Linked DNA regions of Mus musculus: all the other regions are linked to region 4. Evidence: chromatin loops called from intact Hi-C (ENCODE). Cell type or tissue: heart. All regions are shown on one strand. Each heading gives the region's core, and the rest is flanking DNA. Links, peaks and the distances in the headings are about the cores only. Region 1 holds the start of Drap1 (Dr1 associated protein 1 (negative cofactor 2 alpha)). Region 2 holds the start of Sart1 (squamous cell carcinoma antigen recognized by T cells 1). Region 3 holds the start of Banf1 (BAF nuclear assembly factor 1). Region 4 holds the start of Mus81 (MUS81 structure-specific endonuclease subunit). Region 5 has its middle 8.4 kb from the start of AI837181.

Region 1 (5,834 bases), core at 592-5,591, 63 kb before region 4:
CTTGGCGCTGCAGAGCACTGTAGTTTTCAAGGCCCAGTCTCAGTCCTGACTCCATCTGTCCCTCCTCAGCAGGCCAGGGAGGGGAAGAAGGCTGCTCAAGGTCCCGCACGATGAGAGCTCATCCCTTGGTGCTTCCAGTCTCTAAACCACACCCCTTTCTTCGGTGCCCCTTCACCAGACTCCTGTCAGACTCCCCGTTTTTGCTCAATCACTGGCTGCCCCCACACCATCCCTGCTGCCCCTCATGTGGGGAAGTAGGTGGGTGGGCAATAAGAATACAGCCACAAAGCCACAGGATGAAAAGAAACCAAAATCCTTTTTTTTTTTTTTTTTTAATAAATTTAAGAACAATCCCACCTTTCTCCTCTCCCCAAAGCAATTAATACTAACTAGAAGAGAGCATGGCTGGGGTACAGGGGCACAGGGCGCTAGGAGTCATAATCCTCTTCATCCTCTGCATCGGCTGCTGAGGGGCCGGGGGGTGCTGGTGGCAAAGGCAGGGGAGATGTGAAGGGTATGAAGGGAGTTGGAGGGCTGCGACAAAATGGAGAAAATCAGGCTTGCCACTATGCTGTGCCCAGCCCACAGGCCCCACCCCCTCCTCCAGAGGCAGAGGCAGATGTGGTCGTCCCCCCAGGAGGGAAGGTGCCAGAGAGGACCACTCTTTAGACTGTCTCCCTGACTACCGTGGAGACAAGACCTTCTCAGAACAATGTCTTGTGTCTAATGTCCCCTCCCATTCCCTAAGTCAGCCGCCACCATCAAGTGGCCAGGGAAGCAAACCTAACTGGCTATGGGGAGTTTGGCGTGCCCCTTTCTGGTGCTCCTGGGGTGCTCACCTCTGAAAGTGGGCAGGAGGGTGACTGGCTTGGGGTGGAAGCTGTGGTGTCTCTTCTTCCCCATCAGTATCTGTATCCTCAGACTCATCCTGAGAGCACGGAAGGGGTCAGGGTTAATGAGAGGGCCCGGGCCCATCTCTGGGGAGCCCAGACCCTGGGAGAGGAATGGAGATGGAGGAACAAGAGGCAGCAGACAAGGCTGAGGCCATCACCCATCAGCCTCACTCACCTCCTGCTCAGAGTCTGTCCCGGACAGCTTCTTGTCTTTGCCTTTGCTTCCCGTGCCTCCGTTCTTCCTGCCGCTGCTGCCCGGTTTCCGGCCCCTTCGGGAAGGTACAGTCCATCTGCACGAGGACTCTCTCCTCCTGGTTCATCCCCCAGCCACCCCCAACCTTGTGGCCTTGGCCTTCCCCACCTGTATACCGGGTCTTGGCTACCCACCTTCGAGGACCCTTGTCCCCATCCACGTGGTTGTCCTCCCCATCCCCCTGCATGTCAGGCACTGATGCCACCAAGTCTTTCAAGAAGTCAAACTGCTGCTCGAGTTCAATGCACTGCTTCCTAAAGAAGTGGGAAAGGAAGGGGTTCAAATGGGGCCCCCAAAACACTTAGGGAAGGATACAAACAACTTCTTCGTGTCAGTACAGTGGAACGTTAAAAACACCCCTACTTCCACCAGGCCTCCTGGGAGGGCCGGTGGCTCGGATCTGGTTGTATTCCCTGCACCTGAAACACCTAATCTCTCCTGCATCAGTCCAAATCCACAAAGCTGGCCTCCCTGGGCCTTGCACCACTCCCCCTGTCGGAACTCTGCCTCCTCAAAAGCCCCTCCCAGCTCGGCGGCCACTCACAGGTGGGACGTGGTCATGGTTTTGGCATTTCGAGACTGGGTCACCTGGCAAGCCTTCTTCAACAGGGACTCCAGGAAGAGCTCAAGGGCCCGGGCTGAAGACGTCAAGGAGAATCCAAAAAGGGGAGTGCCGCAGTCCCGCCCCACGCCCCTCAGCCCAACCGGCCCCTAGTAGGATACAGATGATGACAGGCACAGCTGCCGCCACCTTCCCAATCTCTTCGTCCGTCTGCATGATCTTTTTGATCCGCGCCTGCCGAAAGGAAGAGGACAGAGCTCGTCTCTTGCGTCCCTAACACGGGGGACAGAGGGAACCGGGGGTATCCCGGGAGAAGGAGAAGAGGGCGGGGGGCGCTAAGTCAGGAGGGCATGGAAGGGGCGGGGCGTCAGGCCGTGAACACCTAAAGGCACCCGCCCCCCCCACCAGCAGGACCTGGGCCCAAGCCTCCCGGGAGCCCTGCCTGCCGGGGCCCATCCGGGCCACGTGCTCACCGGCGGAAACCGCGCGTTATACTTCTTCTTCTTGCTTGGCATCTCGGGGCCTCTCGTTGCGCCGGGCCCAGCGCCGCCGCCCGCAGCCTCCCGGCCCCGGGCCTGTCCGCCGCCGGCCCGCCGCGGTCCCCCCCCCCACCCTCCCCGGGTCCTGGTGCCGTTTACTCCGCCTACACCACTTCCCGCAGGGTCCTAGTGCCGCCCGTAGACAAGCAGCTCCCCAAACTCGAGCGCTGGGCTTCGGATCCTCTGGGGCGGTGCGCGTCCTTCCCCGGGCTCGCCCGCCACGCCCACCCGCCCCCCAAGCTAAAGTACGAACGTTAGCTCCGCCTCCCGAAGACCTGCACCTCCCGGGATTCTCGCGCCGGCTCCGCCCCTGGACGCTGCCCGCCCCTTCCCCTGGAGCCCCCGCCCCTAGCCTTCTGGTTCCGCCTCTGGCCCCGCCCCGTGACTGTGTTTGTCTATAAAGTTGTTGTTGAGGTGGCGGGACCCTAAGATGGCGGCGGCGGCGGCGGCCGTGGCAGGGGCGGGGCGCGGCGGGGGTGGCGGCGGCGGCGGCGGCGGCGCAGCAGATCCCGGGCAGGAACGGAGCCGGGCCCGAAGTTGGGTTGGCGCGGAACGGAGTGAAGGCCGGAGGTGACTGCGGGGTGGCGAGAGGGACGGCAACCCTTAAGCTGTGGGCACTAATGGCGGCGGATGTGGTAGGGCTGGAGCCTGGTCCTCGCGCAGGCCTGGTCCTATCTGGTTCGAGTCTGGATGGTACCCATTGACCCCCTGATGGGCCGCTGCCCTCTCTGGGGCTCAGAGCCTCGGTGTTTCACGGTGCCCCCAATCGTTCACCGGGGGAGGCCTGGCCCTCTACAGCCATCCTCTGAGGTTGGCGACCCTGCGTTTTGCCTACGTCCATTATATTGCAGCGCCGCGCTACCTTGCAGGACTCTAGTCCGGTGGTGTAGCCGAGCCCCGTGCCAGTTCACACTTAAGCTCTGGCGCTCTTTACGGGCATGACCTTGGGCAAGCCCCTTTTCTTAAGAGTTTCAATTTCCTTGTTTGTAAGCAGTGAAAGTAGTACTAACTATAGCTACTCCACCTCAGGCGTCTTATTCTGGAGACAAATCTAGACAGGATCAGTTGTTACCCATTGTGAAGATGAAGCAACTGAGGCACAGACATTATGTCTTGCCCAGGGCCACAGTTTACTGCAGTGCCTGGCACCCTCCAGGACCCAGCACTTTTTATTTACTGTCTCAAACCTCTGACTCAGTTCCCTCACAACAGGATGGAACCAAATGAGGAGCTGGAAGAGGAAGACTCTCCAGGTGGCCGGGAGGATGGCTTCACTGCTGAGCACCTGGCTGCAGAGGCCATGGCAGCCGATATGGACCCCTGGCTGGTATTTGATGCCCGTACCACACCTGCCACAGAGCTGGATGCCTGGTTGGCCAAGTACCCACCATCTCAAGTTACTCGCTATGGGGACCCAGGTTCACCCAACTCTGAACCTGTGGGCTGGATTGCAGCCTATGGGCAGGGTTACACCCCCAACTCAGGGGATGTACAAGGGCTGCAGGCGGCCTGGGAGGCTCTGCAGACCAGTGGGCGACCCATCACACCAGGTACCCTGCGCCAGCTGGCCATCACCCACCATGTGCTCTCCGGCAAGTGGCTGATTCACCTGTCACCTGGCTTCAAGCTGGACCACGCCTGGGCTGGCATTGCCCGGGCTGTAGTTGAGGGCCGTCTCCAGGTGGCCAAGGTGAGCCCACGGGCCAAAGAGGGTGGGCGCCAGGTCATCTGTGTTTACACGGACGACTTCACGGACCGCTTGGGTGTGCTGGAAGCAGATTCTGCCATTCGTGCTGCAGGCATTAAGTGCTTGCTCACTTACAAACCTGATGTCTACACCTACCTGGGCATCTACCGAGCCAACCGCTGGCACCTTTGCCCCACTCTCTATGAGAGCCGTTTCCAGCTTGGAGGCAATACCCGTGGCTCTCGAGTGCTGGACCGTGCCAACAATGTAGAACTGACCTAATGGGGCCGAGCAGGAGAGACCACCTTTTGCTTGGATCCTTCCTTCTTCTCTTCCTTGTCCCAAGAAGGCTGAGCTCCTTAGCCCTGAGGACTCATTGGCGTGGGAACTGCCTGCACTCAGTCCCTTTGCACTTCTGCTCTCTTTGTGCAGGGCCAACTCCCACCCTCACAGGTTGGGGGCTCTGGCTCTTGGAGGGCGGGGCCCTCGGCGGCCCTCTTTGATGCTGCTCCCCACCACTGCCCAGGACCACAGCTTGGGTGCAGAGACTCGAGGAAGTCTGTCCTGGCCACCTCTGTCCCCACTATACTTAGCCTGCATTCTTCCTTTTCTTTCCTCCCTCAGAAGGGAGAAAACTTAGTGCTTCCAGCCCCTGCCCTTGGCGCCATCATAGTCCAGGTGGCCGGGCCCTTCCAGGACTAAGCATGCTATTGGGACCTGTACATGTTCTGGCCAAGAGGAGACGCAGGGTCATGGACATGGGGTCTGCTCCTCCCTGCAAACTCATAGCCTGCATCACCACCACCCCTTCCCTGGCTACCTTGACATGTGCCTGCTCCTGACATTTCAATAAAACCCAGCTCGGGTCTGTGTCTTGAGTGTTTTTTACAAACACTGTCCTGATGGTTATCTGTGTTGGCTCTCGAGGAAAGATGGGGCCGGAAGAGACAGCTCCAGCCTGAGTGGGCCGCCTTCTCCTCCTCCCTCAGTGGTGAAAGTAGTGTGCTGCTGTGCGGAGGCCAGGCACCATCGCTGAGAACCTCTTCAGAGCTGTTCCCCTCTGTAACCATGGATCAAAATCAGTTTTTTAAGTCTTTCCAGAAAGGCCCAAGGCCTTTTTTGGTATATTCTTTTGGTCCCAAGGTATATTTGTTTTACATTTTATTTTATTAAGAAAGAGTCTCTCTCCCAGCACTTGGGAGGCAGAGGCAGGCGGGTTTCTGAGTTCGAGGCCAGCCTGGTCTACAAAGTGAGTTCCAGGACAGCCAGGGCTACACAGAGAAACCCTGTCTCGAAAAGACAAAAAAAAAAAAAAAAAAAAAAAAAAAAGTCTCTCGATGTAGCCTTGACTGGCCTAGAACTTACTATGTACCTTAGGTTGGCCAGTAACTCTGGGAAATGCATTTGTGTTTGCCTCCCAAAGTTCTGGATTTAAAATCCTGCACCACCATCTCCAGCTTTTAGGTTTTTAAAAATTTCTGTTCATAGTGGTACATGCCTTCCATCCCAGCACTTGGGATGCAGTGGCTGTTGGATCTTTGTAAGTTCAAGGTTAGCCTGTTTAACAAGGTGAGTTTCAGGGCAGCCAGAGCTACCTACATAAAAGTGAGACCCTGTCTCAAAAACATTCATAGCCTTTGGTCTCAGTACTTGTGAGACAGTTGGATCTCTGAGTTCTAGGTTAGTCTGGACTATACAGTGAGATCCTGTCTCAAAAGAGAGATGGGGTTGGGGCAAGGAGGCTGATGATATGGTTCAGCAGTTAAGAGCATTAATTATTCTTCCAGAGGACCTTTAGTTTGGTTCCCAGAATTCACATGGTGGTGATTAGTAACAGCCTGTGACTCCAGTTCCAGGGGATAAAATGACCTCTTCTGGCCTCTGTAAGAACTGCACACAT
Region 2 (5,834 bases), core at 373-5,372, 99 kb before region 4:
GCTGGCACTTACTTGGTCTCCTCAATGCTGAGGGATGAGGCATCGCCAGAGCTGGCTTTGGAGCTGGCAGCTAGAACAATAAGGAGAACGGCTTAAGGGACCCATGAACCAGGACCAGGAAGCAACACTGCTGGTCCAGCCGCAAGGTCAAAGACAAGGGCCCCTCACCAGCACCTGGGTAAAGGACAGGAGCTTTTCCCGAGCTCCCTGACAGCTCCTACCCAGGCCCTGGGCTGGCAGGACTGCCTCTTCCAATACCTTCCCTTCTCACCCAACAGCCCAACTTTCTGCATCCCTCACTGTGGCACTCCATATTGTACCTTCAGCCTCCACTGTCCTTTCTGCTCTTGTTATGATAAAATTCTTTTTTTTTTTTTTTTTAATTTTTATTTTTTTTAAATTTATTTATTTTTATTATATGTAAGTACACTGTAGTTGTCTTCAGACACTCCAGAAGAGGGAGTCAGATCTCATTACGGATGGTTGTGAGCCACCATGTGGTTGCTGGGATTTGAACTTCAGACCTTCGGAAGAACAGTCGGGTGCTCTTACCCACTGAGCCATCTCACCAGCCCCGATAAAATTCTATCAAGAATCAAGAGCCGGGCAGTGGGCTGGGCACGCCTTTAATCCCAGCACTTGGGAGGCAGACGCAGGTGGACTTCTGAGTTCGAACCACCATGAAGCCCTGTTCAATTACTAACCAGAGTTAAGGCTCTGCCTTCAACTGCACAGCACTGCTCACCATTTCTGGCCCTTTCTGCCCACAGCAGTGTTCCACGCCCGATGTATACACGTGCCCTTCCCCCAGCCTTGAGCAGGCTACAGTAACGACCCAGACCCAGGTGGAGTCAACTTCCCACAGGAGCAGACTGCCCACTGAGCTCACTTTGCAGCTCAGTCCAGCAGAAACAAATCTGCGGGCTCTCCCTATATAAATGCAGGGCTGACTATTGAACTTTGAGCCGTGCAGAAACGTTTGTCTTGGCTTCATCCTTCTCTCGCACCCAGTCCTTTTCATTTCCAGCCCCCCTTTCAGGGTAACCCAGCTCATCCATGGCTGCTGAACAGGTACATGTACATAAACAAGAACATAAATAAGCAGGCATGCACCCTGGACCTGCTCTACCCATCCCACAAACAGAAGAGAACTTCAACAAACACCATACAGAGGAAGATGCATCAAATTTAGCTCCCCCAACCAGGCCCTACCAGGAGGGCATCTTCTCAAAAATCTCTGCCGTATTCAACCACTGCAGTCACTCTCTTCTTTAACCCAACAGTCCCTTTCTCTGCCTTGGCACCACTCCACTTTCTGTGGGAACTGTCAAGTCCCAAGTCTCCCTTTTTCCAACTAGCAGATTACTTTCAAGAAAATTTCTGATCTGGAGACTGGAGAGATGTCTCAGGGGATAAGAGCACTTGCTGTTCTTACAGAGGACCCAAATTTGGTTCTCAGAATCCATATGGCAACTCACAGCCATCTAATTCAGTTCCAGGGGATCCGATGCCTTCTTCTGACCTCTGCTGGCACGGGCACATGAGGGTAAAATACTCAAATGCATTAACATAAAAACAATCCTTTGTTTAAAAGATTAATGTCCTGTGGTGGATCACACTTCAGCAATGCTCTCTTTGCATAGATCCTATGGGCAGACTGTGGGTTCCTGCCACTGGCTACTATTTATGCTCCTCAACATGTTCCTCTGCCCACAACTGAACTACTGGAATTTAGCAGGTTCTATGCCTGACTCTCGTTCTCATTCCACATGTTCTAAGGCACTTCTTTGGTTTCCTGAATACACACCAGCCCAAAGTCACTCTATCTCACTTAAACTGTAAGGTTTCCCATATACACCAAACATAAAGTTCTCCCAAAACTGTGTCATTCTCCCCTGCCTCAAATCTGCTTCTCTTCTAAACTCAGTTCCAACAGATGACACCTCCATTCACCAGGCCAATCAGACCGAATTCCTATTCAATCTGTCCACTTCTCTCCGGCCCGCTGCATAGAGAAACATGCATACTATTAGCCCTCACCTGGTTGCTTGGACCTCCCTCCCGATCTCTTGATCTCTGGTCCTACGTTTGACAAGCTCTCAACCCACTGATCTTCATAAAATATCATGCAATTCAAGTCACTTGCTTACTCAAATCCTTGGCTCCCTACCATCCTCATAACAAAGCCCAAACTTCTCAACAGGGCTTACAGCGCTGGTTCAGACCCAAGCCTATCTTACTGCTTCATGTCTCCGCTATGAGCTATTGGTCGATTGTCTGTACACGCTCGTCCCACCTCATTCACCCACCCAATGCATTGCTGTGAAGTGCCAGGAAGACAGGGAAGGCAGGAAGACTCCTGTCTTCTTAAAGCTTAACGTGGAGACGTCAACGTTTAACCCCAAACACCCGGAGGACGTCTTTAACCCGAGAGGCAGATGGCCCTCGAGGTCCTCCCGTACCCTCCGTCCTGGGCATCCCAAGACCCTGCCCCGCCCCCGGGCCCCGCCCTCACCGGCCTCGTAGCCGTCATCGCGTTTCTCCCGCTTCACGCGCCGCTCCGAGGGCTCCGCTTGGCTTCGTTCGCGACCGTGCGCGCCGCTGCGGGCCTCGGCTTCCGCCCCACGCCGCCCGCTCCCGCGCTCACTCCCACGCTCCCGGCTCCGCTTCCGTCGTTCGCCGCCGCTGCTGCCGCCGCCGCTGCTCCGGTGCTTGTGTTTCTTATGCTCGCGATGCCGTGGCGGCTGCTCGGTCGTGCCCCCAGTCCCGGCCGCAGCCGTCGTCCCGGCCGCCTCCTTCTCGCCACGGTGCTTCTTTGACGACCCCATGATTATTGCGTCCGCCTGGAGCCGGGCCGCTACCCTAGCCCAGACGACGCGAAATGGGAACGCTTCCGGGTCGCGCGACCGCCCCGTTCCTGTTGCCGGAAACTAAGAGGGGCTGTTTCCGGGGCCTGCCTGGGAACCTCCAAAGGCTCACGGGAGGGACTGATTGAGGGTGCGCGGTCCCGCCTGCCAGCTACTGGTCTCTGCGCACGCGCACCTGTAGAGACTGCGCCGTCCACCCTCTCGCGCCATCTAAGATGGTAGTCGTAGAGCCGTAAGAACTTTAGCATGGTACTGGGTCATCATCTCCGGAGCTAGAAGTTTCCCCTGCCTCCTTCCCCTTCCACTCTGATCGCTTCGTGGTGCTCTGTGCCTCAAGTCTCTCTGTGGGCAGCCCCCTCTCCAGTGACTGTCCAAGCAAGCTCCCTAGTGCCGGGGCTCCATCCAGAGTTGGAAAATACTCTTTCTTTTAGCGAACGCTACCGTCATCCTATGTCCCCTAGACTGATGGATTGGACCGTTTTATTATTATTTTTTAGACAGGGGTTTTCTCTGTCCTGGAACTCACTCTGTAGACCAGGCTGGCCTCGAACTCAGAAATCCGCCTGCCTCTGCCTCCCAGGTGCTGGGATTAAAGGCGTGCGCCACCACCGCCCAGCTGGATTGGACCTTTTTAACTAGGCTTTGGAGTGCTCTTTGAATTTGTGCCTATAAACCTGGTGATACTGAGTGATGGTTTGTTTCTAGTTTTCTTTTTTTGTAAAGGTAGGTCTAGTACTTGTTACTTACCCCTGGCTGTCTTCAAACCCACCACAGTCCCTCTGTCAGCCTCTCGTGTGCATGGCCACTCCAGGCTTGAGTGCAAATTCGGCACATTTGTGCATGTATATGCTTTCCCTCCTTTTTTTGTTTTTCCCGTTCTGTCTAGCCTGTTAACTATGTAGCCCAGGCTGGGATTACATGCTTTTCTCGACTTTTCCTGGGTTTCTGTTTGTTTGATTGTTTGTTTAGTTTGGTTGCTTTGTTTTGGGTTGAGTAAAGGGTTAAGGGTTTAAGTTAAGGGTTCACACACTCCCATCTGATAGTCGTTGCTCCTCTCTGGACTTCCGGTGTAGCACCTCGCTGGTGTGGTTTGGTGTGGGGGATGGGCACCTTTGAAGGTCCACCCCGAGACTGAGCGCCTTCAGAGGCAGGGTCCTGTTCACTAAGATTTCTAGGTCCCCTGGCATGTTGGGGAAAGCATGGCAAAGTCTCAGCGGATTCCTTTCCGGTGCCCCACGCCTCAGTAGAGAGACGGCTTGTTGAGAATGAGGTGTAGCCTGGGTTTCCAGGGCGTGGGGGAAACAGCTCAACCTCTGCCACCCACTTCCGCTACCTATCTCCGACCCACAGCCAACTCCCCTCAGAAGTCTCACACTGTACTTGGCCATAAAGCGTTTAATTTTTCTCTCGGGGACTGTAGTCTGGGTCCAGGGTTGGGGAGGGGCGTCTTCCAGGCTGGCTGCTGGTTGGCTCTGTTTTGGGGGGGCTCTGAGAAGAGGGCTCCATTTCTGCTCTAAGTGATCGGTTGCTCCTTAAAGACACAGATGGAGACCAGTGGGCTCCACAGCACCCTCTTCCATGCCCAGTGCAGCCTTTTACCCTGTGATCTAAATCTAAGTCCTATACTTAGTTGCTGTGTAACCCTGAAAAGTGACACCCCCTCCTGCAGTCTCAGTTGTTTGGGGGTTGGTTTTACTGTGAAGTGAATCTTACAATCCCTTCTCTGTACCAGGTTCCTCACTCTAAGGTGTAAGGGACAGTCTGAAGGGTGACAGAGTGGCACCAGCTGCTTGGCTTATCTTGCTTAGAGTCCTAGACTAGCTTTACTGTGTATTTGTTCCTTTGTCCTCAAGTAAGGTCCTACTCTGGTCTCAGTGGAAGGTGGGGACAATAGCCCTGGGTGACATGGAGAACACTAGGCGGGTACCTTGTCCCCCCTCACCTGTGCTTCCGGGGGGTGCTCTCAGCATTGCCTGCCTCGGCCAGCAGCTGGTCCTCGTCTACCCCCAGTGCTGACAGCACCTGGGAGAAGCGCCGATTTGCAGTGAGTCTGGCGTTGGTCTGATGGGAGAAAAAAAAAAAAAGGTTCCTACCCTTCACCAAGGCTGCTTGGGGTCACCATGGAGCTCCGATTATTAAGAAGGGGGGACAGATAGGACCCTACTCCAACTTTGTTTCACTACACACTTGTCGAAGCAGCTCCGTTGGTGGTGATGGAGGTGGGCCTGCACAGCTGTTAGCCCTCACCTGCATGGCCTGCTGGAACAGGAAGGGCCGGGCCTGCACCCTATGCTGGATACCTTGGAGCTCTGCTTGGTACTCAGCAAAACGCTGTCGCTCCTTGCGCCTGTGAGGGAGACAAGACAGGCCTCTAGGCAGCTGAACATCGCCACTCCCCAGAGTAGAGCCTGCTGGTCTTTTTTGAAGCCTGTCAACATAAAAGTTTCCCCTGACACTCACAACGCCATTACACTCCCACTCCAGCCCTGCATTGCTTGGGTGGGATCACCATTTTACTGCTGGCTCATAAAGGTGGTGGGGACTTAGCCTAGATAGTAGGATTAAGCACCTGTCCCAGGTTTAGGCTATGTACATCCAGGGCTTGCCCACCCTTATGGCTACACCCAAAGGAGGGAACCTGTCCTCCTGGCTTTGACCTCCTGCTTCTACAGCCTCCGTTTGTAAACCTCCCCTTATTCTCCCCCATTGAGGATGCTGTGGGGTGTGTGACCTGGGGAGTCCATTTTTCTTCACTACAGCAGGAGTTAGGCAGCGCTCCTAGGTACCCTGTGCCTTCTCTGTGTAGATAGCTTAGAAGGCGACAGAGGAACCAAGGAATTGCAAATAAAAGAACATCTCCCAAAGCTAGACTAGTGATTAACATTTAAGAAGCTGCGGCAGGAGGATTGCCTGAACTCAAAGCCAACCTGGGCTACAAAGTAAATTATAGGCCAGTCTGGATTAAAG
Region 3 (5,834 bases), core at 214-5,213, 120 kb before region 4:
ACTTGGGTCCTCTTGCCTTCACAGCAAGCGTTTAGTTCCTGAGCCATCCCTGCAGACCGTTTGCTTCAGGAGATGTACTCTCATGCACCCTAGACTGGCCTGGAACTTGCTTCGTAGCTAAGGATGACCTTGAACTTCAGGTCTGCATGCTCATATCTCCCGAATTAGTGAGTCCAGGGACCACCTCAAGCAATGTTCCAATTGGGCCAAGTCCCAGACACTTCCTAGACTGCAGCTCTGATATGAATTCTGGGTGGGGATTTTATTGATAAGAATATCTTTACCCACGCTGTGTTCATCTCATTACTCAGGTTTTAAATTAAGTTTCTAGTTTTTTTAGACACCATCTTTTCTTTTTTCCTTTCCTTTCTTTTCTTTTTTTGAGGTAGGGTTCTCTATGTAGCCTTAACTGCCCTGGAACTCTGTAGACCAGGCTGGTCTCAAACTCACAGAGATCCTCCTGCCTCTGCCTCCCAAGTGCTGGCATTAAAGGCATGCGCCCCCACGAGGCAGAACAGAGAGAGACCACCCTATTAATTAACCTTCCCTTTATCAAATGACCATGAGAATTGTCTCATCTCACACCCAGTCCCGTACTGCCATCCTTACCTTCCTGGAGAGTAAACATGCAGAAAAGCATTTCATTTGTATAATCAAGCCATTGTTCAATGATACTTTCTGTTGAAGGAATGACTATCAAGCAGGAACCATTGTTACACAGCACTGTACCTGCTCCCCACAACCCTCACCGTATGAAGCTCAAAAAGCATAGCATGGGTTACATGACACAGGAACACAGGCTCCCACACACTTTGAGCTCCAGTGGCTAGTTTCTTGAAAGTTCAAGGGCAAATTAGCTTTCTAAGCTCCAAATCTCTTACCATTCCAAAATAAAAAATGTAATAAGTGCTTACAAAGATACTAGTTTCAGGGTTGGCTCACAATATGAGCTTGAAAACAATAGAAGTAGGATTTGGCTTTCAAGTTTAACCATTTCCTTCCTTTTCTATGGTAGCTTGGCAAACAGCAAAAGTCCCACCCATTCATTCTTGCCAGACGCTAAGAGCACATGCTATGATGACTGGCAGGTGACCTCTTACCCACATCCCATCCACCCGCTTCCTGGTACCTTTGACTCCCACTGACTTTCCACCAGGTGCTGCCTAGACTGACTGCTGACATCTGGAAGCCTTCAGCCTACCTGGCTCCCAGGAGAAAAAAGCCAACCCACACTCTCTCCCACAATGTTTAGGAATTGGGACACCCAGGGCACCTGCCCAGAGCCCACATGGCTAGGGTGGCTCCCTCTTGGGAGGGGAAATAGAAGGCACCAGTTTCGGTCTGCACTGATAACGAATGAAGTAGACGTGTTCAGCCCTGGGAATACACAACTCCCCAGCCTATCTGCTCTCTGACACAGAACACCAAGTATGAAGGCCACTGATTTTATTAATTTAAAAATCTTTTATAAGGACAGTGACTGTTTTTGCCAAAAAAAGGAAAGGAGCCAAAGGGCATCCAACAGATAGTGAGGGAGAAGGGGGCCAGGAATCCATTCAGGAAAGTTGGTAACTGCTGCCACGGAACTGCAGGGGGAGGTGGAAGGGAAAGGCATGCAAGGGAAACGATCCCAGAAAGATTGAAACGCTGAGGGGAGAGAACTCCCCATAGACCCTGGAGTACATAGGAGGTGAGGGTGACAACAGCCATCTTTTCCTTTATGGAGGACAGGGAGGAGCCCTGCCCTGCTGCAGACTCTGGAAACTGTGCTGTGGCTGGGGTATGAGGGATCCCCAGAGAACACTACAAGAAGGCATCACACCATTCTCGAAGGCACCCAAAGCAGTCCCGGGACTGCTTGGCATTGGCACCACATGTATCCTTCAGCCATTCTCGGAAGAGGTCTTCATCTTTCTTTAGCACCAGAAACTGGCCAAGGACCACATAAGCCTGCAGAATAGAAAAGGGCATGTGGCTAAGTGTCTCATGGGCTAAAGCAACAGGACTGTCCACGCTGATACCACTCCGAAGAGGCCAGATCTCTGAAGCTAGGGAGGGTTAGGTGGTAAATACTTCAGAGGGCAAGGCCATTTTTATTTTGATTAAGACAGGGTTTGTTGCCAGGCAGTGGTGGCGCACGACTTTAATCCCAGCACTTGGGAGGCAGAGACAGGCGGATTTCTGAGTTCGAGGCCAGCCTGGTCTACAGAGTGAGTTCCAGGACAGCCAGGGCTACACAGAGAAACCCTGTCTCGAAAAAAAAAAAAAAAGAAAGACAGGGTTTGTTCCTTTGTTGTCAGGGCTGGCATTAAATCCCACGGGAATCCTCTTAGCTCAACTTCCCAAGTGTTAGGGTCATAAGCACAATCCACTATGCCTAGTTTCATTTTCGTGATATTTAAAACACACAAAAGGGCAGGGGACAGTGAGCCACACCTTTAATCCTAGCACTGAGAAGCCCTGTCTCAACAAAACACAAAAATGAAGGAGGCACCATGCCTCCCCAGGTACCCCCCAAACATGTGTGGGCCTCACTCCCAATCTGCGTGGTACCACCTGTTGCCAACCTTCGCTCCTACCCCTCCCTGGCATTTGCAGCCCCCCCACACCTTGTCAAAGCCCCTTTCCTCCAGCCTCTTGCTCAGGACGTCACCAATCCCGGCCAGGCTCCCCACTGGCTTTTCCCCCATGGGCTCTGCCACGAAGTCTCGGTGCTTTTGGGAGGTTGTCATCGTGATCAGGCTTAACCTGGGAATCCCCCCCGCCAAAAAAAAAAAAAAAAAAAAAAGAAAAGTAGGTTAGGGCTGAAGACCACAAGTCCCAAGGGCAATATCCTACCACAGCTACTGTGGCTGCTCCCTTGAGTCCCCCCAACCCATCCCCGGCTATTCGGAAATTTCCACTTTCCGTGGGTCCTGGTTTTGGGTATATTGGATATATCAGCTTGCACTAGCTGGTGGCGCACCTAAGGCAACAGAGCGACTCCCAGACTCAGTAGTCAAGGTCCGCCCTGAAGCCCTCACAGCCCGCGACCCTGGCTACACAGACACTGACCCCGTTGGGAACTAACACGTGGTAGGAACAGCACGCGGCTCTCGCCAGCCTCGCCGCCCTCACTCGGGCTGCCGGCCTCTTCCACGCCTCTCAGGTCCCGCAGGCCCCGCCCTGAGGCCCCGCCCCGCTCCGAGCGCCCCGCCCCCTCCACGCGCCGCCACCCGGACACACCGCGCATCGCCCCTCCCGCAGACTCGGGCTGCCCCGCTGCAAAGGCGCGCCTCCGCGATGGATTCCCCTCCCTCCCGCCTCTGCGCGCCGCCACCGCACGCCAGCCGGAGCACCACTCCGCTTCTCACGCTCACCGGAGGCTCCGGCTCTGGTAACGGCTCCTCGCGCCACTCGGCCGCTCCCGCCCAGACCTCAAGCTACGAGACGGTTCCTCGACTTCCGCTTCCGGGTCGTTTTATGCGCGACCTTCAAAACTAATCCCCAAACTGGGCAGGTCTAGCTACCCGGAGCCATAGAGTTGACGCGCAATCGCCAGCCGCGGCGCCCACGGGGGTCGCTGTTTTCCGGTTCCTCTCAAGAAGCCATCCGGCTTTCGATGGCTTTTGTTTCTCCAGCGGCCCTTCCGGTCTGTGGGATCGAGACCTCCGAGGAGAATGCGTTTTCCTGCCCCGCACTCGGAACTTAGGCTTGCCTCACTTGATGGAGGGAAGAGTTAAAGGGACGGACGAAGAGGGGGCGGGAAATCCGGAGGACCTCTGAGCGCCCCGGAATCGCAATTCCCGGCGCGGTTTCCTCAGGTCTGTCACCTCAGACCGGCAGACGGGAGGGAGGAACAACGGAGGATTGGGGCCGAGCGTCCAGACCGGCGTTACCGTCGGGGCCACCTGCAGGTCACAGTTGTTTGCTCTTTGGTCCCTCGCTGTCGAGGCGCGTCGTGGACGAGCTACTGTCGCCGTCAACCTGGAAAGCGGAGCGTGCTGGTGTGGCGCCGAGCGGGTGAGTTCCGTGGGCAGCTCTCGTGCTGGGCGCCGCGTCGGTCGCTCCGTGCCTGGGATGTGTCGGGAGGCCGTCGTTGTGTGGCTCTCCTGCCTTGGGTGTTGAAGCCTGTGGCGGAACGCAGCTCACCTTAGATTTCGCTCAGAGAGCTTGGCGGGATGACCGATCGGCCTGGGAGGGGGAGGCGTCGCCGTCCTAACAGGACTGAGACGTAGGACTCAGGGCTTGCCCTGTGCTGGGTAGTTTCCGTGATCTCGCCGATTTACTTAGTTTTTCTTTGTTATTGAGAGGGCCGGCCCCGTGCTCCGTGGGTTGGGATTAGTGTTGAGATCGAAGGCTTGAGCCACCCTGACGTCTCAGCTGACACTATAAAACCTGTGTTTCCTGGTTTGGTTTGTTTTTTTTTTAAAGATGTCCCCCATGGGTGGTGTTGTGAGTGCCCTCGGAAGCCAGAAGAGGGCGGTGGATGCCCTTGAATTGGAGTTAAAGGTGGTTGTGAACCATCTGATGTGGGTGCTGGCTCATAGGACATCTCCCTGGCCCTTGAAGGTCCTGCTTGTTTGTTTTTGGTTTACGGTCTCCCTATGTAGACTAGGTTGGCCCAGGACTCAACAAATTTCTGCCTACCTCTCCCTCCCAAGTGCTAAGAATAAAGATATACACCAGCACCTGGCTAAGTCTGTGATTTGTCTTTCAATGATTTCATTCATGTTTTATGTGTATTAGTGTTTTTACCTGCATGTGTGTCTCAAAAGAGGGCGTTGAATCCCCTGTGGCTGGAAACCATACCTGGTTCTCTGCCAGAGCAGCAAGTCCTGCTGTCCCCTAAAGTGCATGTTTTTAACAGGGCGAGGTGGCACTTTTTCGTATAAGGCTGCTTCTCTTGAAAGCAGTCCTGGCTTCTAAGGCTGGCATCCAAATAATTCTGGAAGAAGAACTGACAGTCTGTGCACCCTAACAACCCTGGACAGAAACCAGCATGTCTCAGGCCAGCAAGAGGAAGCATGTGGTGCAGGAGGTGCTGGGGGAGCACATGGTGCCTTCTGACCACCAGCAAATAGTGAAAGTGAGTGCCGCCTGTCTCGGGCTTCCCGTCCTCCTCCCAATGCTCCCATTGCACCGCTGGGTGTGGAAAGGGAAGGCTCAGTGCAGGTCGGAGCATGCTTGATTTAACTGATGAAGTGGCTAGTTCTCGCTTTTTCCTGGACCAGGTCCTCAGGACTCCTGGGAACAATCTGCATGAGGTGGAAACAGCACAGGGGCAGCGCTTCCTGGTGAGCATGCCCTCCAAATACCGCAAGAACATCTGGATCAAGAGAGGTTAGAAGCATCCCTTCACAGTACGGAACCATGGCCTTGACTTCCTTCTCCATAACAGGAGTGGCTTTATCCTTTATCATCTACAGGGGATTTCCTCATTGTTGACCCTATTGAAGAAGGAGAAAAAGTGAAGGCTGAGATCTCTTTTGTGCTCTGCAAGAACCATGTCCGCTCTCTACAGAAGGAGGGTCACTGGTAGGATGGTCTTCCTCAGCCACCCTCTGGCTTCTGGGGAGAGATTATCCTAGCTAGGGAGGGGGAGGGGAAGGAGAAAGTTACGCCGTCCCAGGAGGAACATTTGGAAACAGCTGTTTCACTGAGAGGGTTCTCTCTGCTCTCTAACCTGGCTCTTCTCTTGTCACAGGCCTGAGGCCTTCTCTGAGGTAGCTGAGAAACAGAACAATATGAACAGGTAAGGAGCAAGCCCCCAGCCCAGGGAAGACAAGAAATGCAAGTTCACACCTTGGTGCCTCAAGGAGAAAAGGGAGCCTGCTTTTCTTGTTTAGAGAACT
Region 4 (5,834 bases), core at 302-5,301:
GCTGGACGGCCCCCTCGGTGGTGCCACTATAATGGAATGGAGGCTATGCATAAGGCCAGAACCTTCAGTGCCAGGGTAGTTCCCCTAAATCCCAGGGGCAACTGGTTCAGCTATTAGTCTCAGGGAGAAAGGTATGGCTGCCCCCATTTCTTTTTCTTACGGTTCTGACAAGGCTTCTGGAACTGCTGAGTCCTCTCCGTGATGTTCCTCTGGCCTAAAGCCAGCGTGCCGAGTGCTCAGGCCTTCCGCCTCGGCCAGCTTCTGAGCCAGCTCCAGACCCTCTGGTGTGAGTGCATACCTGGGAGGTGAGGGACACATGAAGTTCCGTCTTCTTTATCCCTGGCACGCTCTCTTTCTGTCCATTAGGTGAGCCTGGATAGAAGTTCAGTGGCTCTCCATCTCCTCTGTGTCCTTGTCCCTCAGGTCAACTTCCTCAGGACCTCCCTAGTTGTGTCTCAGCTTTGTGATGTGTCTCCCAAGTCCTTCCCCTGTCTTCACTCAGCACCACACCGTCCTCCCTCCCCTCAGAGGATTATACTTTCCAGATCTCCAATATCAGGCTCTTTAGCAGGCAGGCTGGCCATCCCCAGGCTCAGTAGCACCAGGTGTGAGATTTTCTGGGCCATGAGAGAGGCTAAGAATGTCCTAATTCCTGCATGTGTCCCATCCCTGCCTTGTGTGCTCCCTGCTGCTCGCCCAACCTGGCTGGCCGATGCGTTCCAAGGATGAGGTTCCTATGGAGGAGGCTCCGGAGGGCAGGCCAGGGTTTCGAACTTCCAGGCACTACCTGTGAAAGGGATGGAGACCCTCAGAGAGTCCCTAATACTCCAAGCCTACACTTCCCGGGCCCCTAGCCATATGCCACATTTGGATCAGGCTGCATACCAAGGGTGCCTGCCATGGAGGGAGAGCTGCCATGGGATCTACCTGCCCACTCTCAGAAGATGCTCACCCTGGGGGTCTTCTGGGCACACTTCTGCAGCAGCTCCTCTTTGGTTAGGAAGCTGTGGCCATCAGAATTCTGAAACAATGGTTGAAGTGAGCGTAGGTTCAGGTCCAGCGCTCCTCCCCCTGCTATGCGGTGGCCAGTTTGCATGCTGTCCAGGCATATTTCTGTGAGCCTGCTGCTTTGCCCCACCCACGCGCCTGACTTGCTCACCAGGTGCTCCCTGTAGAGTTGCAGCAGGATCTCTCGAGCACCTGAGTTCTGAGCTGGCCAATAGCCAACACTGGTGCTTCCTGCTTGAGGCTGGGTGGGAACCTGAGAGAGACAGAGGGGCTCGCTGAATTCCAATGCCTGTCAGCTGAGGTTTCAGCAGGCCCCATGGGCCTGGCGAGGGAGATGAGGCTACAAGCCCTAGTAAATCTGGAATGTGATGGTGGCCAGAGCAAAAGTTGGGGGTATGGCCCAGGCCCAGGCCCAGCCCCAACCCCTGGAGAACAGTAACATGGTACACGTCCCACAACTTCCTGGGCTGGATCTTTTGGCAGCTCTCTTTGGGAGTCTGACTACCGTGATCCCAATAATCCTACTTAGGATTTAAGGTGGTGCCTCTCAAAGAGGGTAAGAGACTGTCCCAAGCCAATCTCAATCAATAAGAGCTGGATCCAGGGCTGTTCAACCCCTCAAACCAAGAAGTCTACAATCAACGACCCCTCCCCCCATTTAGCTTTCTACTTCCTTTCCCAATCCTCACTGGCATGGAAGAGTCCTGGACTTGCTCAGGTGGCCCTTTGCTGGCTCCCTTCTTTCCAGATGGTGAGCTGGGGGCATGGTCACCTATAGAGATCAGAAGAGAGTTAGTCCTGCACACAGTCTGGCTGCCCGGAGGAGCTTAGATGGAGTTGCTCAGTGTGTGAATTTGAGTGTCATATTTTAAAACGTTTTTGTGTTTTCTTGTATGTGTATGAGTGTTTCACCTGTGAGTATGTCTATGCATCACTTGCATGCAATACTAGAAGAGGTCAGAAGTAGGGGCTGGATTCCCCCGAATTGGGGTTTTGGTTTGGAAGCAGGGGCTCACTGCGTCAAGCCCTGGCTGACCTCAAACTCACAAAGATTCTCTTGCCCCTGCTTCTTCTGGGTGTTGGGATTAAAAGTACAAATCACCATGCCCTACCCATGTCACTTTTTTTTTTTGGAGATAGTCTCAGATAGCCCAGGCTAGCCTCGAACTCACTATGAAATTGAGAATGCTCTTGAACGCCTGAGTCTTCTACCCCCACCTCCTAAATGGTTACAGACTTGTTTCACAATGCCACCAATCTCAGGCGGCTAGCTCTGTTCGTTGAGAACCAGGAGGCTTAGGGAGCATCAACAATCACTAGTCGTGGGTCGAACAGCAACCACGTTGTGAGGGGGTAATTTGAAGCCAGAGTAGACACAGCCTGCACCTAAGAAATTTAGGAGACACCAACTCCCTGAGGTGCTCACCGCCTGATGCTAGGTGCTGCTTCAGCTTTTCGTCCAGCATGCGGCAGAGCCTGTCTCCGAAGTGCTGGAGTATCTTGGCTTCCTTCCCGCTGCGCAATGGTAGCGGGTACCGTTGGAGGGAGCGCAATGCCTGGCGAACACAAGGGAGAAGAGAGCTTATCAAACTAGGATTCACGGATCACCTGACTCTGCCAGAGCACTGTCACCAGAAACAGCTGGGACTCACCTTTTGAAACACGAAACGCGTGTGGCGCCCCCTGCTGGCTGCCTCGTCCCGCCACTCGGTCAGCCAACGAACGAAGAGCGGGTTGGGGCAAACGGGCAGCGGACGCTTCCGGCCCAGGCGGACCGGCTCCGCCATAAGAACTAGACTGGCTCCTTCAGAGTCTCAAAAAACCCCTGAGACTAGGATCGCGACAATTCAGTTGGTATAAGAACACTTGTTTGAGGGTAGGGTCTCTCCAACCTAGCAGGGCACCAGCTCATGGAATGACCTCCTTTCGCCATGTACTATGCAGTAAGAGGCTAGCTCGGTTTGCACGGCCTTTCCTTAGAACCGCCCCCATTCGCCCGCCGGCACCAGCCTTTTGGACAGGCCCCACCCAGGCCATGGAGCTTTGACCCACCCTTTCCTCTCACCCAAAAATTCGAGAGCAGACTCTTTTTTTTTGTGTACTGACTGTTAAAAAGGAGGACAGCGCCCCCTGTGACTGGGAGGGCCGGTGTGGGGGTACACTCAGAAACCTGAACTTGGCTTGCTTCAAGGTCTCATAAGGCTATTTCAGGCTCACTATCGTAGAAGAGGCTGGGAAAAAGAGGGCTTAAGAAAAGTGGAGGAGAGGGACGGACACAAGTCCAAGAATATTTGTGGGAGGGACATCTTAAAGGGGTACAAGGAATGAAATAAAGCTAAGGCAGAAGCAGAAAGATCTCGAAATGTGCCAAGTCGGGGATATTTGTGCACAGAAGACTCAGGCTAGGTGAATGGCGAAGATGTGTATTTAATTCCTCCCTTTCAAGGAGGAATAAGAGGTGTATCCTAGAAGGTGGAGAGTTCGAATGTGGGCACATGGTTGGATCCCGGGGATGCTAGTTAGACACTTCGCTTCTGTGGCTCATTAAAAGTGAAGGAGCCTCAGGGAGGATGAAGGTGGGAACCTTGCTGGGGCAGGGATGTCTCAAGCTGAGGGACACAGGGCTCAATAGAACATAGAGGTCCCTTCAGTGTTTGGAACAACGCACGGTCTTCAGCTGTCACGCTGTCACTCCGGAAGTCGTCGGGAGCCCAATTCGCAGACCCTCTTCTCAGTCTAGCTTTTGTGCACCCGCCTCTTTCCTCAAGCAGCCTTATAAGGAGCCTGCAGCTGGCGCTTGGACTGGGCACGCCCTCTGGAGGCTTATGCCCTAATAAGGACATCTAGGGCATCCCGCGACCAGGGGCGGAAGGAGTGCGTCTCCAGGGTAACTGCGTGGCCCCTCCCCCCGTTGCTCTGGGAAACTGCTAGTCTCGAAAAAGGTGGAGCCAGCCTTCTCCTTAGGAGGGGCCCTTGGGAGAGAAGGGGGTCAAGCTTCGGCCTCCACCTGGAGCTCCAGCAGTGTAGCCCACGGGTGCAGTCACCTGGAGCTCCCGCAGTGTAGCCCACGGGTGCAGTCTGACTACAATCCCCTGACTACAACCCCCGGCATCCTCTGCGTGCTGCCTCGCTCCTGGGGAAGCTCCTCTTTTACACCCTTTATTCAGCTTGGGGAGGTCAAGGGCCCCGGTTTCCTTTGCCTCTGAGTTGTTTGCGACTTTGCCCTTTTTTTCTAAGGCCATGGTCATTGTTTCAGGTCAGAGAAATTCTCCTGGAGTTCCCACCCCAGTTTATTTTAAACTTTTGCTTTCATATAGATTCTCTTCAGTCTTTGTGCTAAAATGATCATAAACCTATCAACTCTGGAATTAAATTGAAGTATTCCTTTTCCTGTATCGTAAAAGAAACATAAAGAAGTTTTTTTTTTGTTTTGTTTTGTTTTGTTTTGTTTTTTGATTTTTCAAGACAGGGTTTCTCTGTGTAGCCCTGGCTGTCCTGGAACTCACTTTGTAGACCAGGCTTGCCTCGCACTCAGAAATCCGCCTGCCTCTGCCTCCCGAGTGCTGGGATTAAAGGTGTGCGCCACCATGCCCGGCCATAAGGAAATTTTTAGTGCACAACTCTTCACCCTTCCCCCATGAATTACGTTTGATCTAACAATTTGCCAAACGTCTTTAGACAACGCCAAAGCTCTCAAACTTTTTATGTTAGCATTTCCTGTTTTTTAAAAAATCCTATTTGTTGAAATTTTACTCCACGGGAGCATTTCTATTGGCTTGAAGACACCGTTATACTTGGCGATTCTCTTTTCTGTGAGAGAGGATCCCAAGCTGATGATTCAAAATCTTTTTTCAGGAACCATAAAGAACAAAAAACCACTTAATTTCTGGGATAAAGAAAGTAGAGAATTATATTCAGGTCATTTTTATCAAACGATGGGCCTCTGGCTCAGAGCGTTTTTTGGTCCATTGCACCAATGGGCTCACTCTCCGTGCAACAGCCCACGCCTCTCGGCCTCCGCCTACTCTGCGCCTCAAGCTCTGCGGAACCCGGTAGCAGCTAGTTCTATTTCGGTGCAAAATCCTCGGACTTCACTTCCCGTCGGCCCGCGCGGCAAGCGCCGGAAGGCCGCCCCGCCCCTCATTGTGCGGCTCCTACTAAACGGAAGGGGCCGGGAGAGGCCGCGTTCAGTCGGATCCCGGCAGCAGCTGCGGCGGCTCAGGTCTTCAGTTGCTCTTTCTGTCTCCCTTTCGTTTCCGGAAACATGGTGAGCATTAGGCCACTGCGCCCGAGGGAAGTGGGTTCGTGATCCGTCGCTTGCGCGCCGGGCGGGGTGGGGGCGGCAGAGAAGCGGTCTTGGTATCCCATCCCCCAGCACCCCGAGCGAGATTAAGGGTCTCATTGAAGGGCAGGCCGCGCGTGCGCGCCTCCGGGCGCTGGGAAGGGCCGATTCGGACGTCGCTCGCGCGCCCCCTGGCTCCTCTCCCCTCCCCCATCCTGCCTTTGCGCCAGCGCGGCCACTGGCCGTGGGGGAGGGGTCCAGTGTGCGGGGCCTCGGGCAACGCTCGCTGGTTCTCGATGGCGCGCGCTGGACCAGAGCACGCGGCATCCAAACCCTGGCCCGGGGCCGCTAGGGAAAAGCGCGCGAGGTGTCGGCGCGCGCCCCACCCAAGGGCTGTTCCCTTCCCCGCATCATCCTCCCTCTGCGGCTAGGTTGGTCTCCACAGCAGGTGGCAGGGATTCCGCCGTCAGGGCGGGGCGGGGGCGGCCGCGGTGTGGCTCTGGGAGATGCTGAGGCATCGGGGAACCTGATTGAGACGCTGGTT
Region 5 (5,834 bases), core at 417-5,416, 55 kb before region 4:
ACCACCTTGGCATGGAGCCTGGGGCCTCAGGCCTTCTTTGTTCTTAAACACCTGCTGTGTGGTACCCATCACAGAATCAGCGGTTACTTGGCAATCACTTGGTTGATAGTTGTCTCCTGCTGGTCCCCAAACCACAGACCCAGACTGTCCTCTACTAAGGCTGAGTGATGTCTACATTTCATCTCCCAGTCCAGAATAACTTCTTCAGAGATCATGAAGTAAAAGACTTGCATCAGATCTAGGTATTGTGAGTTCCACCTGTTTGATCTCTCCGCTTTATCTTTATCTTTGCTCTAGAACACGGCTTTCCTGCCCACGTTCTACCCTTTCCCACTTTGATGCCTCTGTTGATGGGTAACCTCTGTTGGCATGCCTGACATCACCACTGCTAGCTTATGGCACATCTCAGACCCACTAGCTTTCTAACCGTGTGGCTCTCCTACGTGTGGCTTTCAATCTATATGTCTAGGGACTCTCAAGGACAATGACTAGTTTATCCTCAGGGCACCTTCAGCATCCAGATCAGAGTCAAGCCTGGTGCAAGCACCAAATAACATTCTTGAATCCAGAGGGATTGTATGAAAACCATACATTATCTAAGCTCCATTTAGTTCTTTTATTTTTAAATGATTTTATGTGGTGGACGTTGTTCCTGTGCGTCTGTCTGTGTGCCTCGTGTGTTCTTTGTGTCCAGGGAAGCCAGAAGAGGATGTTGGATTCCCTGACACTAGAGTTACAGATGGTTTTGATCTACCGTGTGGATGTTTGGAATGACACTTGCGTCCTCTGCCACAGCCAGTGCTTGACTCGTGTGTGCCCCCTCTGCAGCCTCGAGCTCTGGCATTCTTGCCATTTTTGCAGAAAGGGAAACTGAGTCCCAGAGAATTCCAGTTCATTGTCTCAAGGCTGCAGAGCAAGCATATGGCAGAGCCAAGACTTGAACTCATTCAACTCCAGAGCAGCTGCTACATGCTTAAGTCTTGCTACTGAACGTGCTCTTGAGGCAGAGGTGCTGCAAAGAGAACTAGTGCCCTGCAGGGACATAGGGTTAACTTGTGAAGTACACAAGGTAGCTTCTCGGACTCACATGGGAGACAAGCAGAGCCCAAACACAGATTCCTCCAACACTGATCAAGAAGCTGAGTGCAGCCTGTCTGGAAAGGAAGAGTCTCTCCAGCCTACAGGGAGGACTGCTCCTCTGACAAGCTAAGGGTTTCCCCGAAACCTGGGCTAGCAGGGCTTCTCTTGCTTAGCCAGTTCCTGCCTACATGGAAGTATGGAAACACTGGGTTGTGTAGGAGCTGGCCAAACTTAGACAAACCCCTGTGTCTGCTCCATTAGTAAAACTGAGAGAGGTCTGACAGAGGCCTGAGAGACAGACATACCCTGCCATGCCTTCCTAGTACACTGCAAACCTCAAGCCCCTGGAACAAGGGGGTGTTCTGGGAAGGAGAGACTCTATTTGACCCCCAACTCCAGCTAGGACCTGGGGCAGAATCCGGGAGTACAGGGCACAGCTGGATTGGGAGATGCTTCCACCAAAGCTTTGGCACGATTTGGGGGATTTTCCTAGTAGGCCAGCTGCACCCCGCTCTTGCTGACTGGGAGGGGCCTTGGCAGGAATGAAGATTGGGTCACAGGGCTGATTCACTGAGGAGGGAAACTCCCCACTTCTGTGACGTACATGCCCTAGGCACTGAAGGGTAAAGCTAAGGGCACTAGTCTGAGAAACACTTCACCTGGTTTTTCTTTGGCCAGTGGCCTCCTAGGAGGGGATAGTATACCTGAGTTAGGCAGAAGGATGAGAGGGCAGGGAGCAGGTTTGTGGGGACAGCTTTTCAAGAAAGGAAACTAGAGATTGCAACTGGAATGAAGTCTGGACAGGACAGCTCAGGTATCCTTTCTTGTCTATTTTATGAACGAAACAAGCAAGGCTCATCGTAAGAGCAAACACTTATACAGGCCTGCTCTGCACAGGCAAACACTGGGTACCTTATATTCCTTAGCTCTCTCCACCCCACACAGCACTCCTTTTATTGATGAAAAATGAGATTAAAAGATGCTAAGATGGTCAAAGTGGAGTCAGGCACCCGAGAGGCTGAGGCAGAAAGGTTAGGAGTTCAAATTCAACTTCAGTTACACAGCAGTGTGAGGCCAGTCTAGGCCACATGATATCCTGTCTCAAAACAAACAAGAAAGTAAAAACTGGACAGAGCCAAGACTACAGATGCTCTAGTGGCCTGCCCAGCTCCTAAGGATGCCTCCTACATCAGGGCATCAGGGCATTCTGTCTCTGGTCCCCCAGCAATCCTAGCTCGCAGAGGCAGAAGCCTCTTTAAGATTAAGTCTGATTGGTTTCTACCATTGGGCCCAGCTATGCCTGTCAGGCACCCTGGAGGATAGCCAAGTCCCATACCAGGCCTCCTCTGCGGCTCCTGAAGGGAGAGAAAACTGGCTGCCACAATAAAATAAAATAAAATAAGTCAGCCAAACGTTCAGAGGCCAGGAGAGGGCAGTGAAGTTCCTGCCAGAACCTCTCCAGAGTTTTGACTTTTGACCAAACAAGCTTCCCTTTCCTGTGTTGACGCTCACCTCTTGCATCGTGTGCATATATGCACATAGACATAGCCCCCCCACACACACACACACACATGCCCAGAAACAGAGATACACACACACGTGCACACACACACACACACACACACACACACACACACACACACACAGACACACACAGACACGCCCAGAAATGTACACACACACAGGGAAAGTCTGGCTCAATTGCCCCAGATGGTCCTGGTCATCTCGGTCTGTAAGTACCCCAGGGGGCCTGACAGCTATGGCTTTTTGAGGTGGGGCAAGCAGCCCCTGCGCAGGCGCAGGCAAGCTTTGCCCCACTTGGCTCTCTTTCAGGCTCCATGACTCACTCCCTTGCCCCCCATGACTCAGTTTACACCAGTGCCTGGAGGTCCTCACAGCTCGGGTGGGGCGCTTTGTGGGTGCAGCCCAGGCCCGCCAGCCTTTCATCCCAGGATAAGCGTCTCATCCCACTCCTGGCCAGAGCAGGAGTTGGCACCGCTGCGATCAGCAGGGCAGGCTCCTGGGAGCCTGGGGACCGGAAGTGTTTATGGGGGAGGGGAGTCCTTGGTCTGGGCTTTTGAAAGAGCTGAAAAACTGCTAGACAAGCTCCAACCCTCCTGGGCTTGGGTTTAAATGGAACAGGACCCACTCAGTGGGTCAGGCTAATTGGACAGAGCCGTTGTGGACACACAGAAGAGGAAATGGGCTACATGGCACCAATCTTATCAGCAAGAGAGAACTCTAACATGTTTCTTGCATTTCTGGGAGTCTCCCTCCGAGCATTATCCATGATTTAACCTGTCTACTCCCCCAAGCAACCCAAAAAGCAGATACAAATGAAAGGACTGAGCCATAGACACCGAAGGAAGTTTGCACCGTGATAAAAGGAGGTTTTGCAAAGAGGGACTAAGCTAAGACATATACACTACCTTAAGGATGGTTGCCAAGGGGGTTTGTATATGCGTTTGCTCTTACAGTGAGCCTCTTAGTTATACACTGGGTAAGAAAGGATATCTGACACATCCTGGCCAGCCTCGCTGACACATCTAGCCAGCTACAGTCTCTTTTCCCTCTCTCGGGAACTGCTCCCACAGCCTGATGCCTCCCTAGCTACGTGGGTTGCAGTGGGACTGAGAGGCCCAGTGTTCACCTCCACCCTTAGATCTCCTGGGTCCAGGAACTCAGTGTGTGATGGGTGAAAAAGAAGGCAGATCTACCACTACACGACTCTATTCCCCAGCTATGAGACCCTTGCTTCTTTCCGCTTCTCCAGGTCATGTGGTTCTGCTCCATCCTCCTTCCACCTCTTCTTCCTCTGCCCTTCTTCCCTTACCATTCCTCCCCTCTCTAAAGCCTCCAGCCACACCTTTCCTTCCACTGCCCAATCACAGTCTTTAGCCTTTATTGACCAGTTAAAGGGCTGGAAGGATGATGGCTCAGTGCTTAAGAGAGCTGGCTGCTCTGCCCAGGGACCTGAGTTCAGTGCCTGGCACACATGTCAAACAGCTCACAGCCACCAGCTCCAGAGGACTCAGCACTGTCTTTCGGCCTCTGCAGAAACACACACACACACACACACAACACACACAACACACACACATAGTGGGGGCAGGGAAAGGGAGCAGAGACGGAGACAGAGACAGAGACAGAGACAAAGAGACAGATCTTCTAAGAGCCAGGAATGATAGATCATGTCTTTAATCCCAACATTCCAAAGGCAGAGGTCACCCTTGTCTTCAAGTTCCAGAATAGCCAGAGATACACAGAGAAACCCTATCTCAAAAAGAAAAGAAAAGAAAATTGTGGGTTGTATTCTGATATTAATTTTGCTTCCTCACAAGGAGCTGCCCCAAAGAGGAGTGGATCACATACTCAAGTGGTTTCATATGAACCTCCTCCCCATTTTAACTGGTCAATAAAGGCTAAAGACTGTGATTGGGCAGTGGAAGGAAAAGGTGGGGCTGGAGGCTTTAGAGAGGAGAGGAATGGTAAGGGAAGAAGGGCAGAGGAAGAAGAGGTGGAAGGAGGATGGAGCAGAACCACATGACCTGGAGAAGCTGAGCGAAGCAAGGGTCTCATAGCTGGGGAATAGAGTCGTGTAGTGGCAGATCTGCCCAATGTAGGCATATAGCTTATAAATATAACGACTTAGTTGTGTGGCTTTTGCACAGGGTCTGTAGTAGGCTAGCCCAGAACTCACTGTGTGGGCTTATTGGTGTTGGATTTTTATTGTAACAGGAAGAAGAAAGAAATAAAGAGAGAGAGAGAGAGGGATGGAGGGAGGGAGAGAGAGAGAGAGAGAGAGGAAGGAAGGAAGGAAGGAAGGAAGGAAGGAAGGAAGGAAGGAAGGAAGGAAGGAAGCATGGGAGAGAGAGAGAGAGAGAGGGTCAGTACACACCGTTGATCCCAGCACTTAGGAGGCAAAGGCAGCCTGATTTCTAAAAGTCCAAGGTTAGCCTGGTCTACCTAAAGAGCTCCAGAGCATCCAAGGCTCCGTTGTAAAGCCCTGTGTCAAAAAGCTAAAAACAGATAAATAGAATGAGTTTGCCAGGTAGCTCAGAGATTAAGAACACTTGCTGTTCTTCCAGAGAACAAAGATTTAGTTCCCAGCACCCAGGTCTGGCAGCCTCTACTGCTTCCTTGGGTACCTATATTCATGTGCTCAAACCCACAGGCACAGGTACAGAACCTATTTTAAAATCAAATAGATTAAAAAAAAAACATTAAAAAGGCAATACTGGCCAGTCCTGGTGTCTGAGTGATTCCCAGGGCCCAGCAAAAGGGGACCGAGTTTCCAGAGCCCTGAAGACAAGGGGTAACACACCAAAATATGGACTCATTTTTCATTCCACCTTCATTGGCCGAGCAGCTGCAAAGAACAAAGGCCGTATCTCCCGATACCTAGCAAACAAATGCAGTATTGCCTCAAGAATTGATTGCTTCTCTGAGGTCCCCACAAGTGTATTTGGGGAAAAACTCCGAGAACAAGTTGAGGAACGGCTGTCTTTCTATGAGACTGGAGAGATCCCACGGAAGAACCTGGATGTCATGAAGGAAGCTGTGGTTCAGAGGAAGCGGCTGCTGAAATCACCAGAAAGCTGGAAAAACAGGAGAAGAAGCGCTTGAAGAAGGAAAAGAAGCGACTGGCTGCACTGGCCCTGGCCTCGTCAGAAAACAGCAGTACCCCAGAGGAGTGTGAGGAGGTAAATGAAAAATCTAAGAAGAAAAAGAAGTTAAAACCCCAGGAAAATGGA

Evidence for each region. A loop is a pair of places that touch in the nucleus more often than their neighbours do. Peaks named below come from ENCODE experiments on the same cell type or tissue, not always from the same donor. Only the 100,000 strongest peaks of a DNase experiment are listed, where the experiment ranks them.
Region 1: it touches region 4 in a loop (9-fold over the local background); 13 of 42 quality-filtered maps call a loop at or near these places.
Region 2: a loop joins it to region 4, with 6 times the contacts of the local background. A loop is called at or near these places in 4 of 42 quality-filtered maps.
Region 3: a loop joins it to region 4, with 5 times the contacts of the local background. A loop is called at or near these places in 6 of 42 quality-filtered maps.
Region 5: a loop joins it to region 4, with 6 times the contacts of the local background. A loop is called at or near these places in 13 of 42 quality-filtered maps.

The regions. Positions count from the first base shown.
Region 1 is chr19:5,422,492-5,428,325 of GRCm38, forward strand. It overlaps Drap1 (Dr1 associated protein 1 (negative cofactor 2 alpha)), which reads right to left and starts at 2,488. Exons shown (of 7, transcript NM_024176.2): 1 at 2,182-2,488; 2 at 1,870-1,942; 3 at 1,691-1,784; 4 at 1,281-1,400; 5 at 1,069-1,162; 6 at 840-928; 7 at 313-534. The coding sequence starts at 2,223. The coding sequence ends at 429. It overlaps AI837181 (expressed sequence AI837181), which reads left to right and starts at 2,653. Exons shown (of 2, transcript NM_134149.2): 1 at 2,653-2,817; 2 at 3,460-4,826. The coding sequence starts at 2,678. The coding sequence ends at 4,216. It overlaps 4930481A15Rik (RIKEN cDNA 4930481A15 gene), which reads left to right. Exons shown (of 4, transcript NR_027938.2): 4 at 1-356. In heart, for the core only: no CTCF peak of the experiment used is centred there; DNase peaks (open chromatin) are centred at 1,740, 1,960, 2,510, 3,650 and 4 weaker places; H3K4me3 peaks cover 3,694 bases; H3K27ac peaks cover 2,751 bases.
Region 2 is chr19:5,385,800-5,391,633 of GRCm38, forward strand. Sart1 (squamous cell carcinoma antigen recognized by T cells 1) reads right to left here and starts at 2,904. Exons shown (of 20, transcript NM_016882.3): 1 at 2,516-2,904; 2 at 13-70. The coding sequence starts at 2,828. It overlaps Tsga10ip (testis specific 10 interacting protein), which reads right to left. Exons shown (of 8, transcript NM_001373978.1): 6 at 5,115-5,214; 7 at 4,810-4,928; 8 at 4,248-4,398. The coding sequence ends at 4,263. It overlaps D330050I16Rik (RIKEN cDNA D330050I16 gene), which reads left to right and starts at 2,537. Exons shown (of 1, transcript NR_033224.1): 1 at 2,537-4,270. In heart, for the core only: no CTCF peak of the experiment used is centred there; DNase peaks (open chromatin) are centred at 2,982 and 4,142; H3K4me3 peaks cover 3,698 bases; H3K27ac peaks cover 2,895 bases.
Region 3 is chr19:5,363,209-5,369,042 of GRCm38, forward strand. It overlaps Banf1 (BAF nuclear assembly factor 1), which reads right to left and starts at 3,668. Exons shown (of 3, transcript NM_011793.3): 1 at 3,360-3,668; 2 at 2,610-2,748; 3 at 1,425-1,950. The coding sequence starts at 2,732. The coding sequence ends at 1,804. Eif1ad (eukaryotic translation initiation factor 1A domain containing) reads left to right here and starts at 3,605. Exons shown (of 6, transcript NM_027236.2): 1 at 3,605-4,002; 2 at 4,850-5,068; 3 at 5,214-5,322; 4 at 5,409-5,517; 5 at 5,687-5,734. The coding sequence starts at 4,982. In heart, for the core only: CTCF peaks have their summits at 3,257 and 4,466 (motif pointing right); DNase peaks (open chromatin) are centred at 2,581 and 3,463; H3K4me3 peaks cover 2,853 bases; H3K27ac peaks cover 2,218 bases.
Region 4 is chr19:5,485,328-5,491,161 of GRCm38, forward strand. It overlaps Mus81 (MUS81 structure-specific endonuclease subunit), which reads right to left and starts at 3,052. Exons shown (of 16, transcript NM_027877.4): 1 at 2,661-3,052; 2 at 2,435-2,564; 3 at 1,698-1,780; 4 at 1,160-1,261; 5 at 953-1,021; 6 at 702-787; 7 at 161-298; 8 at 1-26. The coding sequence starts at 2,795. Cfl1 (cofilin 1, non-muscle) reads left to right here and starts at 5,128. Exons shown (of 4, transcript NM_007687.5): 1 at 5,128-5,275. The coding sequence starts at 5,273. In heart, for the core only: CTCF peaks have their summits at 2,687 (motif pointing left) and 3,161; DNase peaks (open chromatin) are centred at 1,074, 3,044, 3,844, 5,124 and 2 weaker places; H3K4me3 peaks cover 3,213 bases; H3K27ac peaks cover 4,372 bases.
Region 5 is chr19:5,430,622-5,436,455 of GRCm38, forward strand. It overlaps the pseudogene Gm25432. Among named protein-coding and RNA genes, the nearest start is that of AI837181, 8.4 kb to the left of the region's middle. In heart, for the core only: a CTCF peak has its summit at 2,507 (motif pointing right); DNase peaks (open chromatin) are centred at 1,490, 2,440 and 2,970; H3K4me3 peaks cover 1,422 bases; H3K27ac peaks cover 1,988 bases.